Regions from separate parts of the Homo sapiens genome. Here region 1 is linked to region 2. A link is a loop called in an ENCODE intact Hi-C map of the cell type or tissue named here. Cell type or tissue: PC-9. All regions are shown on one strand. Links, peaks and the distances in the headings refer to the core of each region. The heading gives the core; the rest is flanking DNA.

The links. A loop is a pair of places that touch in the nucleus more often than their neighbours do. Peaks named below come from ENCODE experiments on the same cell type or tissue, not always from the same donor. Only the 100,000 strongest peaks of a DNase experiment are listed, where the experiment ranks them.
Region 1: a loop joins it to region 2, with 15 times the contacts of the local background. A loop is called at or near these places in 1 of 110 quality-filtered maps.

The regions. Positions count from the first base shown.
Region 1 is chr22:45,689,906-45,696,674 of GRCh38, forward strand. It overlaps ATXN10 (ataxin 10), which reads left to right. Exons shown (of 12, transcript NM_013236.4): 3 at 3,091-3,173. Among named protein-coding and RNA genes, the nearest start is that of ATXN10, 21 kb to the left of the region's middle. RefSeq lists an enhancer at 6,517-6,616. In PC-9, for the core only: no CTCF peak of the experiment used is centred there; a DNase peak (open chromatin) is centred at 2,806; H3K4me3 peaks cover 1,253 bases; H3K27ac peaks cover 3,654 bases.
Region 2 is chr22:45,575,026-45,581,794 of GRCh38, forward strand. It overlaps FBLN1 (fibulin 1), which reads left to right. Exons shown (of 17, transcript NM_006486.3): 16 at 1,952-2,083. Among named protein-coding and RNA genes, the nearest start is that of LINC01589, 27 kb to the right of the region's middle. In PC-9, for the core only: CTCF peaks have their summits at 3,143 (motif pointing right) and 3,346; a DNase peak (open chromatin) is centred at 3,166.

The sequences.
Region 1 (6,769 bases), core at 666-5,665, 110 kb after region 2:
AGTTACACACGTACCTTGGATTCTGTTTCTTTGTATATGTGCATGCTGGTTCTGTCATTTGGTTTATCTGTTAGAAGTTGTTTTGGGCTGGGTAAGGTGGCTCATGCCTGTAATCCCAGCATTTTGGGAGGCTGAGGCAGGAGGATTGCTTGAGTCCAGGAGTTCAAGACCGGCCTGGGCAACATGGTGAGACCCTGTCTCTACAAAAAAAATACAAAAAATTAGCTGGACATGGTGGCGCACACCTGTAGTCCCAACTGCTCAGGAGACTGAGGTGGGAGGATTGCTTGGGCCAGGGAGAGGCAGAGGTTGCAGTAATCTGAGATGATGCCATTGCTGCAGGCTGGGCCACATTGTGAGACCCTGTCTCAGGGAAAAAAAAAAAAAAAAAGTTGTTCTGGCATGATAGTATCACCCACTGTTATTGCAGGATTGCCCTTTACATCTGCTGGGAGAGGCCCTCTACAGGCCTTGCCATTGGAGTCTCTCTGACTAGTGTATAAAATAATGGAGTGTGTTTAACATTAGGGGTTAGATTTCTTGTTTGTTTTTATCACATGTTTTGAGGTATTTGGTTCTTCATAGTGTTTTGAAGCTGATTTTGAGTCTTTGTTCCTAGATTTTACCTGCCTAAGTTTATATGCAGTTCTTGACCTCAGGTTGTAAATGTTTTAATTACTTTTAATGTTTTAATTTGTTACTCTTGTGTTTGGACAAGAAGCATATTTTGTAAATTTACAAGATGACCTGTCTTTCCTAAAGATCATGTAAAGTTCCAAGCTCTGCTTCCACCTATTTTATGATGCGCACATTTTTAAAAGTAGTTAAAACATGAGCAGGCGAGCTGTCCAGTGCTCTTCTTTGCTTTTACGTGTTACCGTCTCCTCCCAGAACACAGCATCTTTCTTCTTTGATTTTGTGGAACCTGCTTTTTATTAAAAATTTTTACTTGAAGTCAGAAGCCACAAACAGGATGCTCACTTTCCTTCCTGGACTTGGATGTAGACAGAGCCTCCAGGCTTCCCTGTCACCACTGTGACGGGTAAGCTTGGGCTGGTCCAGAAGCCACTTGAGGGACTCCCTTCGGTTAGACACATATACCCGAGGCTTTGATATGATTAATGAGATTTTTAAGATCAAAGGAGAGAGGGTAAAAAGTGAGTCGTGTAACTTCAATACTAAACCAAACCTGCCATCCATTTGAGGATAAATGGATAGAAACAACAATAATCTTGATAATAATAGTCTACATTCTAAAACATAACTAGTTATATGCTAGAAGCATCTGGCCAGAAGGCTAGTTTCTTTTGTCCTTTTCCAGTCACAAGGTGCTCTAGTGTGATGGGGAAGGAAAGGAGAGCCGTAGAACTAACTTTTGACTGTGGCTGGCAGATACACCTTTGTGCTTGGCTAATCTTGGTGGGGAAGGGAGTGAGCATTCGTTGAGCCTGCCTTCGGCATTGGGCTTTGTCCCAAGGGTTTTGCTTGTAGTATCTTCTTTAATTCTTAGAACAAACTCAAGAAATTTTTTCATTTTTACAAAAGATGAAACTGTAACTTGGAGAGGTTAAATAACTTGTCTGAGAGTCACTTGTTAAGTGAGAGAGGCTGGGAACATTCTCTCCATATCCAGACATCTGACTCTAAAGCTTAAGCTTAACAAGCAGTCTGCCCTTACTGTTCTGAGCTTAAGCTCAAAAGCAGTCTGGGCCAGGCGCGGTGGCTCACGCCTGTAATCCCAACACTTTGGGAGGCCGAGGCGGGTGAATCATGAGGTCAGGAGTTCGAGACCAGCCTGGCCAGCATGGTGAAACCCTGTCTCTACTAAAAATAAAAAATTAGCTGGGTGTGGTGGCACACACCTGTAGTCCCAGCTACTCTGGAGGCTGAGGCAGGAGAATCACTTGAACGGGGAAAGCGGAGGTTGCAGTGAGCCAAGATTGGGCTACTGCACTTCAGCCTGGGCAACAGAGTGAGACTCCGTCTCAAAAAAAAAAATGCAGTCTACCCTTGCTGTCCTGAGCCTTACACACTGGTCTTGTTGTGGATGACTGCTCCATCTTGACCCTGGACAGGTGACTTGGTCTTCCTGAGTATCAGTTTTGTCCTCTGTAAAACTAGGTAAGCAATGTCTTCCAAACAGGCTGGTTATGGGGTGTAAATGAGATTACTTATGTAAATGCCTAATGCACATTGTGTGCTCAGTAAACATTAAATGTTTCTGCCTCTGCCTCAGGAATGAATGTACAACACAAGTTTATGTTAATACTTTCTTTCAAAGCAGTCAATTTTTATTTTCTTTTTTGAGTAATATATGCAAACTATAAAAATTCTAACATTACAAAAATAAATACTATGACAAGTAAGTTATCGGTGGTCTTTTGGTAGGGCCAGCAAAGCAAGGGCTGTGCTGTTTGTGATATCTTTTTATTGCATGCAACTTATGGTTGGGCGGAAATGAAAATGAACATTTAAGGGTGTTAATTTTTCTGCCTCTTCCCTTCTAGGATTGTATTATTATTCACTGTTGATTTTTAAAGGAAAATTTCAACCATTTAGGGCAGCAATTTTCAGAAAAGAATTTTCTAGTTAGAAATACTACAAAGATTCTAGTAAAGACTTTGTGGCCAAGCTTAACTAAGGCCAGTATTTCTGAGCCAGTCAAGATTCAGATTGCAACTAGTACATATTTTTCTGATGTTTTACTTTAAGTCGTTAAAGAGTTCATCAAAAGGTGTGATGCTATTAAAGCCTAGATCTTTTTACATCTTTTGCACTTTGTGTGGACTGGGACTGTTTTTGCCAAGAATGCATGGAATGGGGTAAAATACAATAAAGCAAAGAATCTGAGTCATGGGAAACTTCAGGAAGTACTCAAAGAAAGCTGTTGGAAGCAGTTAGCTCTGCATGTAAATATAACCTCTACTGCTAGGGTTGCTATATTTTTCCTGTAAAGAGCCAGATAATAAATAATTTAGGCTTTGTAATCTCTGTCAGATTTCTCAGCTCTCCCATTGTAGTGCAAAAACAGCCATAGACAATATATGAATGAATGAACATGTCTAATTTTGTCTTTTTTAAAAAACCCAGGAACTTGGATACGATTGGTGTTGCTGTTGATTTGATTCTTCTGTTTCGTGAACTGCGAGTGGAACAGGAATCTCTGTTGACAGGTAGCATGCAATATAATTCATGGATTATTTATATCTTTATAAAGGGTTCAAAACCAGTACTTTGAGTATTAACATCATTCATTGAAACACATGTTCTGTATTTCATGAGATAGGGAAACTTTAATAGTGAATTATTAAAGAATTATAAAGTTGTATCAACTTCCCTTCCTGAATGGCTGAATTTTGTTCCTTTCACATTTGTATGTTGAAGTCTGTCTGTTCCAGTTGCTATAACAAAATGCCTTAGGCTGGGTAGTTTATAAACAACAGAAATGTATTGCTTACAGTTCTGGAGGCTGGAAAGTCCAAGATTAAGGTACCAGCAGATTGGGTGTTTTGCGGGGGCTGCTCTCGTCTTCATAGATGGTGCCTCTTGCTTTGTTCTCCTGTGGTGGAAGGTGGAAGGCAGAAGGCATAAACAAGCTCTCTGGGCCCCTTTTATAAGGGCACTAATCCCATTCACGAGGGCTGCACCATCATGACCTAGTCACTTCCCAAAGGCCCCATCTTATACTAGCAAGTTGGGGATTAGATTTCAGCATAGGAATTTCGGAGGGGCACAGATATTCAGATCATAGCATGGTCCTAACCCCCAATACCCAGAATGTGACTGAATTTGGAGATAGGATCTTTAAAGAGGTAATTAAGGTAAAATGAGGGTATATGACTGGTATCCTTATAGGAAGAGGAAATTAGGACATGGCCATGCTCAGAGTAGAGACCATGTGAAGACACAGGGAGAAGATGACCATCTACAGGCCAAGGAGCGAGACCTCAGAAGAAATCAGCCCTCTCGACACCTTGATCTTGGACCTCCAGCCACCAGAACTGTGTAAAAATAAATGTCTGTTGTTTAAGCCATTCAGTCTGTGGTAAGACTTTTAATATTTATGAATGTGACAGGCCCTGGTCCAGGTTTTGGGTGTGATTCAAACAGTGACCAAAACAGACAAAAAGTGTCTGTCCTTAGAGAACTCACATTCCGTTGAGGGGAACCACATGTTAAGTGTCTAAGTCAAGTATCTAGTGTGATGAAAATGGAACTTAGCTCTGATTGTTAACGGTTGTTGACTTGGGATTAAGAGAAACACCACACTTCTTTAGACTCATTAGTAGAATGGTTTTGGTCTTTGTTCTTCTAGCATCAACATCTTTCCTTTGGACAGTGGTTATTATCTTAACATAATGTTTAAAAAAAAAACGTAGATTTTTAATTTATGATCTCTTTGTGCCAGGAATTGAAATACTTTATGGGTAAACCTAAATTATTTGATAAAAAAATCTTAATGTAGGCTGGGTGCCGTGGCTCATGCCTGTAATTCTAGCACTTGGAGAGGCCAAGGTGGACAGATTGCTTGAGCTCAGGTGTTTGAGACCAGCCTGGGTAACATGGTGAAACCCCGTTTCCAAAAAAATACAAAGGCTGGGTGCAGTGGCTCAAGCCTGTAATCCCAGCACTTTGGGAGGCTGAGGCGGGCGGATCATTTGAGGTCAGGAGTTCAAGACCAGCCTGGCCAACATGGTGAAACCCCCTCTCTACTAAAAATACAAAAATTAGCTGGGTGTGATGGCGCATGCTTGTGATCCCAGCTACTCAGGAGGCTGAGGCAGGAGAGTTGATTGAACCTAGGAGATGGAGGTTGTAGTGAGCCGAGATCGTGCCATTGCACTCCAGCCTGGGTGACAAGAGTGAAATTCTGTCTCGAAAAAAAAAAGAACCGGGCATGGTGGCACACGCCTGTAGTCGCAGCTACTTGGAGGCTGAGGTAGGAAGATTGCTTGAGCCTGGGAGGTGGAAGTTGCAGTGAGCTGAGATCACGCCGCTGCACTCCAGCCTGGGTGACAGAGCAAGACTCTGTCTCAAAAAAAAAAAAAAAAAAAAAAAAAACAAAACCCCAGAAAATTTTAATGTAAATTTCCAGGTGGATAAGTTAGATGTACTAAATTATAGGTTAAATTTTGTTGTTGTTGGCTGGGCGCAGTGGCTCACGCCTGTAATCCCAGCACTTTGGGAGGCTGAAGTGGGCGGATCACGAGGTCAGGAGATCTACCTGGCTAACACGGTGAAACCCCGTCTCTAGTAAAAATACAAAAAATTAGCCGGGCATGGTGGTGGGCACCTGTAGTCCCAGCTACTGGGGAGGCTGAGGCAGGAGAATGGCATGCACCCAGGAGGCAGAGCTTGCAGTGAGCCGAGATTGCCGCCACTGAACTCCAGCCTGGGCGACAGAGCGAGACTCCACCTCAAAAAAAAAAAAAAAAATTGTCATTGTAATAACGTCTTTACCTTATAATTCAATGAATATAACCTTTAAATGAGAAGTCTCCAGTTGCATTTAAAATATTATTTGACTTACAAATTGTTTTATATACAGTTTTAATGCCTGTACTTTGCATATAACATGAGGCATATTTCTTTTTTTTTTTTTGAGATGGAGTCTTACTCTGTCGCCCAGGCTGGAGTGCAGTGGTGCGATATTGGCTCGCTGCAACCACCGCCTTCCCGCCGGGTTCAAGCGATTCTCCTGCCTCAGCCTCCCGAGTAGCTGGGATTACAGGCGCCTGCCGCCGCACTCGGCTGATTTTTTGTATTTTTTTATTAGAGATGGGGTTTCACCTTGGCCAGGCAGGTCTTGAACTCCTGACCTCATAATCTACCCACCTCGGCCTCTCAAAGTGCTGGGATTACAGGCATGAACCACCGCACCTGGCCACGTGAGGCATATTTCTATTGATGTTAATATGTGTGCTTCTCTTGGTAGATAGACAAGAACTAGAGGTGATGGTCTTTTTTCACAGGTGAAATAGGCTAAATTAGCGTGTTAGAGCACTGCCTGGTTTGGTTTAATTTCTGTGATTTCCTAGTGTTTTCATTTTAAACTCAGTTTGCTAGAAATTCTTGGATCTTGCTATTTGATTTTGAAGTATTCCTTTAGGAAATGGTAATTAAAAATTAATTACTTCCTTTAAGAATTTACAGACAAAGTGCATCACCATGTTTTTTTGAGCATCAGTTTTTAAAATAATCTCAAGAAATTGAAAGGATGTAGGATTTAGTTGTGAAATGTTTTTACGATATTATATATTTAAAGATACTTCTGTAGCTCTATTTTATAATAAAAGGGAAGCATCAGTACTCAAAATTGGGGAATTATAAATTAGCAGTAAAGTCCGTGTTTCACAGTGTCACTTGGAAGGGCAGCTATTTTGAGGTCTCTGTGTGGTATAGTAATTGAGAAAGAAAGTTGAGAATGTACTGTGTTTTATAATTGGTGATCCTGATGGGGCGGGCAGTGTGGCGCTCCAGAGCTGCTGTGCTGTGGTGGGCGGAAGGAGGTTTCTCTTTTAATGATATATGCTAAATAAAGAAGCAAAGGGGAAGTGCTGTACAAATGCTGTGATTAAATAACTATTAGAATGGAGCCAGCCCCTCCACCATGTGCTGGATTTCATCGCCACTTGCCCACGCAGAAGCTTTTCTCCTGAAATTATCCCCTTGCTCTCAGGCAGCCTCTGTTTTTTTCCTCTTTACTCCATCATTTTCATCAGCAAGTAATATGCCCTCCCATTTTTCATTTAAAAATATCTTCTTTTGA
Region 2 (6,769 bases), core at 825-5,824:
CCCGCCTCAGCCTCCCAAAGTGCTGGGATTACAGGCGTGAGCCACCGCGCCTGGCAACTTGACATGCAGAACTTTCTTTGTGTCTGTGTCCCCCCCACACCCACCTGGCACAGCAGCATTTGGCCCATTCTCAGCTTTCCGTTCAGGTGGTCTTTTCTTATGGGTAACGGTTGTTCTGCAGAGAGCCATTAAGCGCTGATTCTGTGACCAGCACTGGAGAATCAGGGAGGGCCTCCGGGAGGAAGTGATGGCTAGGCTGGGTCCTGAGTGGTGAGGTATTTGAGTGAAAGGGGGAGAAGGGGAGGAGGGTGCCCAGTGGAGCAGGACATGGCCAGAAGGGTCTGGAGGTATGGGGGGGCGGTGTGGGCGTTTGAGAAACTGAGCCAAGGTTTTCTGCTGGAGCGCTAGAGGCTTGGCAAGAGGTGGGCTGGAAGGATAAACAGGAGGCTAAAACTGGAGTTGGGCCTTCAACCCCCAGGCTTTGGGGGAACCATCGGAAGGTTGCAGTGGAGGAGGTTTGCATATAGAAACATCATCCTGTTGATCCAGGGCCAGGTGAACTGGAGGGGCCAGACGGGGAGCAGGAAGCTCAGGTGTAACCCAGTCAGTGCTCCCACACCCCAGCCTGGCTCTCTAGGAAGCTCCTGGCATGCAGTGTAGTCATGTTGTGTAACCTGCCATCACTGCACCGTTTCTCTGGAGCAGGGCCTGGGCTGCGTGCTCCCAAGCCTGGCAGAGGGCTATGGATGGAGCATTGTCCTGTTCACCTCGCTTCCTGGCTGTGCTGCCCGTGTGCCCGGTCCCCAACCACCCCCGCCCTCTAGGGAGTCCCTATCCCTGGCCTGCGGAGAAGCATGCCATGATGAGTTCATTCAGCAGCCGTGGACGGAGCCCCTCTGTGTCAGGCTCTAGGGACATGGTGATAAGAAGGGGTCCTCCCACCCTCTCAGGGGAGGCATGCAACGGAGCCAGCCGCGAGGACACCAGTGTTTACACCATGACACAACCATGCGGGGGGGTGGGGGGAGGAGAGGCTCCCTCAGCACGTGGTTGCCCAAGGAGCCGTCCCCAGTCCCAGTCCCCCTAGGTTTGCTCCTCCCGAAAAGGAATAACGCTGAATCGTCACAGGGTGGCACAGACTTGGGTCAGAGAAAATAACTAACTGGTATTTGCCTTTTGCAAAATGATGGGGTTTCACCAAACCACATACAAATCCTTCCCAAATCCCCAGTGGCTGGTTTTGTGGCCTCTCCGGCCAGCCCCGATCTGAGTGTTGGTTATCGCAGGGAGCCGAGTGCCGTTGGGACACCTGTTAGCATCTTGGGCCCAGGAAATCCACACCCTGACCTTAAGTGCTGAAAGGACCTTTAGTGGGTCTCCGCCGGCTTCCTTCCTCACCTTACAGGTGAGGAAACTGAGGCCCACAGAGAGGACTCCCCCAAGACAGCCCAGAGCTGGGGCTGCCCTGCTTCACTGTCTGATCTGGGAGATGGACACACACCCCCCAGAGAACCCAGGCCACCGCTCAGGGTGGCCCCCCTGACCTGTGGCACTATAGATGGGAGAGGAGCCCACCCCTCTGGCCTTTCTGCTGTCTCCCTCTGTCCCCTCACTCGCTTTCCTCCTCTGGTCCCCACCTTCATGAATATGCACAGTGACTGATGACTTCTCACCAGCCCTTCCTCTGATTAGCTCTGTGTCCCCGAGGAAGATCCAAAATCTCTCCTGACTTCAGTTTCCCCTGCTATAAAACAGGGATGGGCTATGATATAGGAAGGTCCAGACCCCTCCACCCTCCCCACACAGGGGATCTCTGGCTTCATTGATGTTGTCTCATGAAAGGGCCCTGGGTTAGGTCTTCATTCCCCAAGGGTGAGTTCCTGGGGACGAGGCTGGGACTGGGGCTGGGGCCAGGCTGTGCTGAGCCCTTCTCCATTCTGTGCCTCTGCAGAGATCATCTTCCTCCGGGCCATCACGCCACCGCATCCTGCCAGCCAGGCTAACATCATCTTCGACATCACGGAAGGGAACCTGCGGGACTCTTTTGACATCATCAAGCGTTACATGGACGGCATGACCGTGGGTGAGTGGCTGGGAATATCAGCTCTATCCAGGCACCCCTCCCCCTCCACCCCGAAACCCTCTCTGGCCCAGCCCAACTCCCATCTGAGTCCCCTCCCCAAATTCAAGCCCACCCAACCTTCAGGGCCCAGCGCCGAGGCCACCACAGCTCCCAATCGGTCTCGGCCGGAGGAACAGCCAGAGTGGGGGATCCTGCCTGGGATCTGACCCTAGCTGTGCCACCCACTCTCTGGGTGACCCCTCTGGGTCTCGGTCTCCCTGCCTATAACATGGGTGGGTTCCAGAGAGCGCTGCGCCTCACAACCATGAATTTCAAATGATACCACCCAAGTAAAGTGCTTGTCCTGAGGGCTGGCACAGTCCCGCGGTCGGTGGGAGCTAAGGGGATTGTTATTCTTGGGGTGCAATGGGAGGGATAGCAAAGTAGGAATCAGAGGGCCTGAGCTCTGGTCTCTCAGCCTTGGAACTAGCTGGATTCGCCATGTGGCCTTGAGCAGTAGTCGTCCCCTCCCTACGCATCAGTTGGTAAGAGGACCAAGGCCACTCTGTGTGCACAGCCCATCTGAATGGGGAGCTCACTGCTCTTTCTCCCTGGAGATCCGGTGTTTGGGGAGCGTGAAGGGAGGCTGGGGCATGAGGGGACTGTGGAAGTCCTGTTGGTGGGTGCAGGCTGGGGAAGATGTTTACAGGCGGGGGCAGGGCCCTCCCTGGCTAGGAACGGGCTTTAATGACAACCTACTCGTGTGAAAAAATATCCAGGCCCACTCCATTCCGCACGCTTGTTTCTGTCATTCACAGCCCCTCTCCTGAACTGTCACATTTTAAAAGATTTACAGTCATGGGAAATGAAAACGGTGGCATCTGCCATTTTGGACTCGGATTTATACTCTGAACACTTTCAAAGCAGCTGAGCAACGGACGGACAGTCCCTGACCTCCCCTGGGCCTCAGTTTCCCCATTGTGAACTGGGAGGAGTGGGCTTCCTAGTCCCTTAGGCGCTGGAGTCCGGGAGGTCCTAACCAGAACCCACGAGCGTGCAGTGCGCACAGAGCAGAGCGTTTTGGAGCCTGGCCTCCAGGTGGCGCTGTTGGACCTTGGACGCTCAGTCTTTGCGCCTCAAACCCGACGGTTGTTAAAACTGGCAGCTGGAGAAAGGGAATCGTTATTCCCGTCTTGCCAAAGAGCCATTTATAGCACCTTTACAAGCTTTTAAATGGGTTTGCATGTTGTAAACATGACTGAGTCACTGGGGGGCTCCCCACCCCAGCCTCCTCCTGCGCTAGCTGGCAGCAGGAATAATTAGTTAATTACAATTAATGGTGCATTAGCCCTCGCGTGATTCCAAGGGGAAGGCGCATGGTTTGGTTGTCGGCAGTTGTGAAACTTGCTGCTTGCCCTTGAGTCACTCCCCACTCTGGGCCTCAGTTTCCCCCATTGTGAAATGAGAGTTTAGATGAAGACAGCCTTGAGGGTCCTTCAGGCCCCTGTGCAGGAGGGCAGGCAGGGAGGGGGTTGGGTCAGGGCTTTGTCCTGTCCCACTGGGTGGGTGGGGTATGCACCCTGACACTGGCCCACAGCCGCCCCCCGCCCCAAAGGGGCCAGCCCTGTGCTTGATGCTGGGCCTGCAGTTGTGGCTGGGACATGGCCCTCAGGTGATTTCTAGATCTTGGAACATGGGAGTTTGGAATCCTAGGACCTTCTAGTTCACTCACTCATTCTTTCCGTTTCTGAACCCTTCTTGAGCCTCTACCTGTGCCTGACCCTGGGCTAAGCCTTGCAGATACAGAGATGGATAAATGCCACATAGCCCCTGAGGACTTTGCATCTCAGCAGCAGGGAGAAGCCACCCCGTATCAGATCATCAAAATATGATGCCGAAATAGGCATGCACAGAGACAGGCCTTGATGGCCTGTGGAGGCTCTCTTAGGGGAAGTCTCCTGGCAGGTTTTACGTCTTTAGTTCCCACCTACATCCTTCCTGGGGTGACCCAAGCCAAGAGGTTGGGCAGCTGCTGGGCCTAGAACCAGCACCCACCAGCGCCTTTCTCTGGCTGCATCTGCTCCAGACAGAACCAACCTGGGAGTGTCTGTTTCTCAGCTTCCCATCCACTGGGGCAGAAAATCCTGGCATGTCAGAGCCTGGAGGCTCCTAGAGACCATCCCTTCCTTCTTCCGTAGGAGGGGAAACTGAGGCCCGGAAGGGCGAGGGGGCTTGCCAGTCTTCTTACAGTGAATCAGGGACACAGTGGGCAATGGAAAGGAGTCCCAGGGTATGAGAGATGATCACAGGTGCCGTCCCGGCAGCGGGCTTCTGGGAACGGAATGTGGATGAGGCCACAAGGACCCAGCGGCTTCCCCCGGCACAGTTGGTCACGGGTGCCCTGGTCTTTGGAATTCTGGGCTGGGGCTGCGTGGGGGAGGGCCCCAGCCTGGCCCTTGGAATTGTCGTGCCTGTAGCCCTGTGTGCTGGGGAGGCCCCTGCCTCTTCCACGCCTCGGTCTGTGTGCAGGATGCCCCACCTGGCTGGGCTCCTGGAGTTGACCTGGTGCCCATGTCATCTCAGGTGGAAGACTGAGACCAGGGAGGCAAGCCCTGCGTGTTGGGACCTAGGCTGCATTGCTGGCTGGCTCCTGTCTCTGTCCCCACTGCGCTGATCTTATTTCTCTGTCTGAGATCTCCTCCTTGGGCTTCCATATCCCTACTTCCTTCTCCCTCCTCTTCTGCCCAGAATAACTTCCATACATCCTGGGAGCTTCCTGGTCCCTAGGGGCAGCCATCCCGGCACACGGCTCCTGGCCTGTCCACCTGGTAATAGATGGTTCCACCGTTGGACTCGAGCCCAGCCTGAAGCAGCCCTGAAAACGTGGGGTTGAACCCTTGCCGGCTCCTTACCGTTGCTGGGCACCTTCACCCCCGCATTCCCCAGTCCTCACAGACACTGCCAGCGACGGGTCATGATTGTCTCCCTTGGGCAAAGGAGGGAGCTGAGTTAAATGACCGCCTGAGACTGTGCAACTGAAAAACTGCAGGGCCTGGGATGTTTTCCGACTTGTTTTTAGCAGTGCAGTTCTGATTTCAAGCAGTGACTTAGGCAGAAACCCTTCATGGTGGTGGAGAGGAAGAAAGCGGCTTCCAGGGCTGCTGCTCCTGGTGGGGAGCGTGGGAGGCTCTTGAGCCTCCTGGGCAGCCCCGTGCAGCTCTGTGCTGCCTGCAGCACACGGCAGGGAACGCCGCCTACTCACGGTGCTTGCTGAACACCTGTCTGCTCTAGGCCATGCCCTGTGTGGACACTGGGCACCGGATCAGGAGGGCTTCCTGGAGGAGGTGAGGCCCGAGCTGAGTGTCCTTGCATGTGAGGGAGTGACACTTAGTGAGCACCTGTGATGACCAGGAGCCAGGGTTTCATCATCGCCAGGACCCTGTGACACGGTGGGATTATCTCCTCTAACAAAGGAGAGAGCGAGAGCCAGAGAGGGCAAGAGATTTGCCCGAGGCCACTCAGAGCTGGGGCCAGAGCGGGCCTGGAGCCCGGTCTTCCCCAGACACCACACCCGCCCAGAGCCGGAGCCCAGGGTTGACTGCTGCTGTGGTGGGCTAAGTTGCTGTGAGTTTGGATGTCCCAGAAAAACAATCAGCGCACAGGCCCCGGGGCTCGCCGTGTTCAGTCCTCCCAGAGTAACAGAAGAAGAGGGAGAAATGCCCCGAGTCCACTAAGAACCTGCAAGGGCCGGGTCGTCCTCTAATGTAGCCTTGAAAGACCCGTTCTTAGCGGGGATCGAGGAGCCCGCAGCAGGGCCCGCGCCGTCGTCTTTGTAAAGCCCCCTTGCATTCCTCTTTAACCGGCTGTCAAAGAAAAATGAAGAATGCGTTTTCGCCCTGTGCAAAAATGCTCCATTAATGCCCGAGGGATTCTCAGGCCACTACAAAGCTTTCCTTATCTGGCTCTGGATTCATTCTCAGCTCTGCAGCCTGTAATCCGGGGTGCTCTGGGAAGAGATCTTTCAGGTAGTATATCCTGAGTGATGACTAATGGGGGAGCCCTGGCTGCAGCAGGGGCGGGCTGTGTATCATCAGCGTGCGGAAGAGAGAGACAGAAAGGCAACTCGAGGCCACCCGGGCTCCCCGGGCCCCTGGGCTATGGCTGCTGTCTGAGCCTCAGACTTCCCCTCCAGCCTCCAGATCACCACTTCCTTTTAACTCTCAGGCCAGCCACATCTGTGTCTGTCTGGCTCCCTCCACTCAGCCTCAAGACCCAGCATGTGTGTGACCACTTCCAAGAAGCCTCCCCTGACTGCTCCAGGGTCATGGCTGTGTGATAGGAGGGCCTGGCCTGCAAAAACGCCCTCCCTATTTCTCCAGGGAGGGAAATCTGTGTGCTATGAGGCTTGGTTGTGGCCACATTTCTGTTAAAACCCTGCCAATGCCAACAGGAGCTACAGAGCCTGCAGGTGAAGTAATTCTTTGGCCTACGGACGAATTTTGCATGTGGACCTCCTGACCCTTGGGCCTCCCGGGTTGCAGGGAGCTACGGAGTTGTCTTTGTAGTTTTTTGCAGGCCAGCCCCTCCTGTCGCACGGGCATGACCATGGGGCAGTCAGGGGAGGCTTCCTGGAAGAGGTCACACACATTCTGGGTCTTGAGGCTGAGGGGTGAGCCAGACAAGTGGGACACCCAAACTCACAGCCAC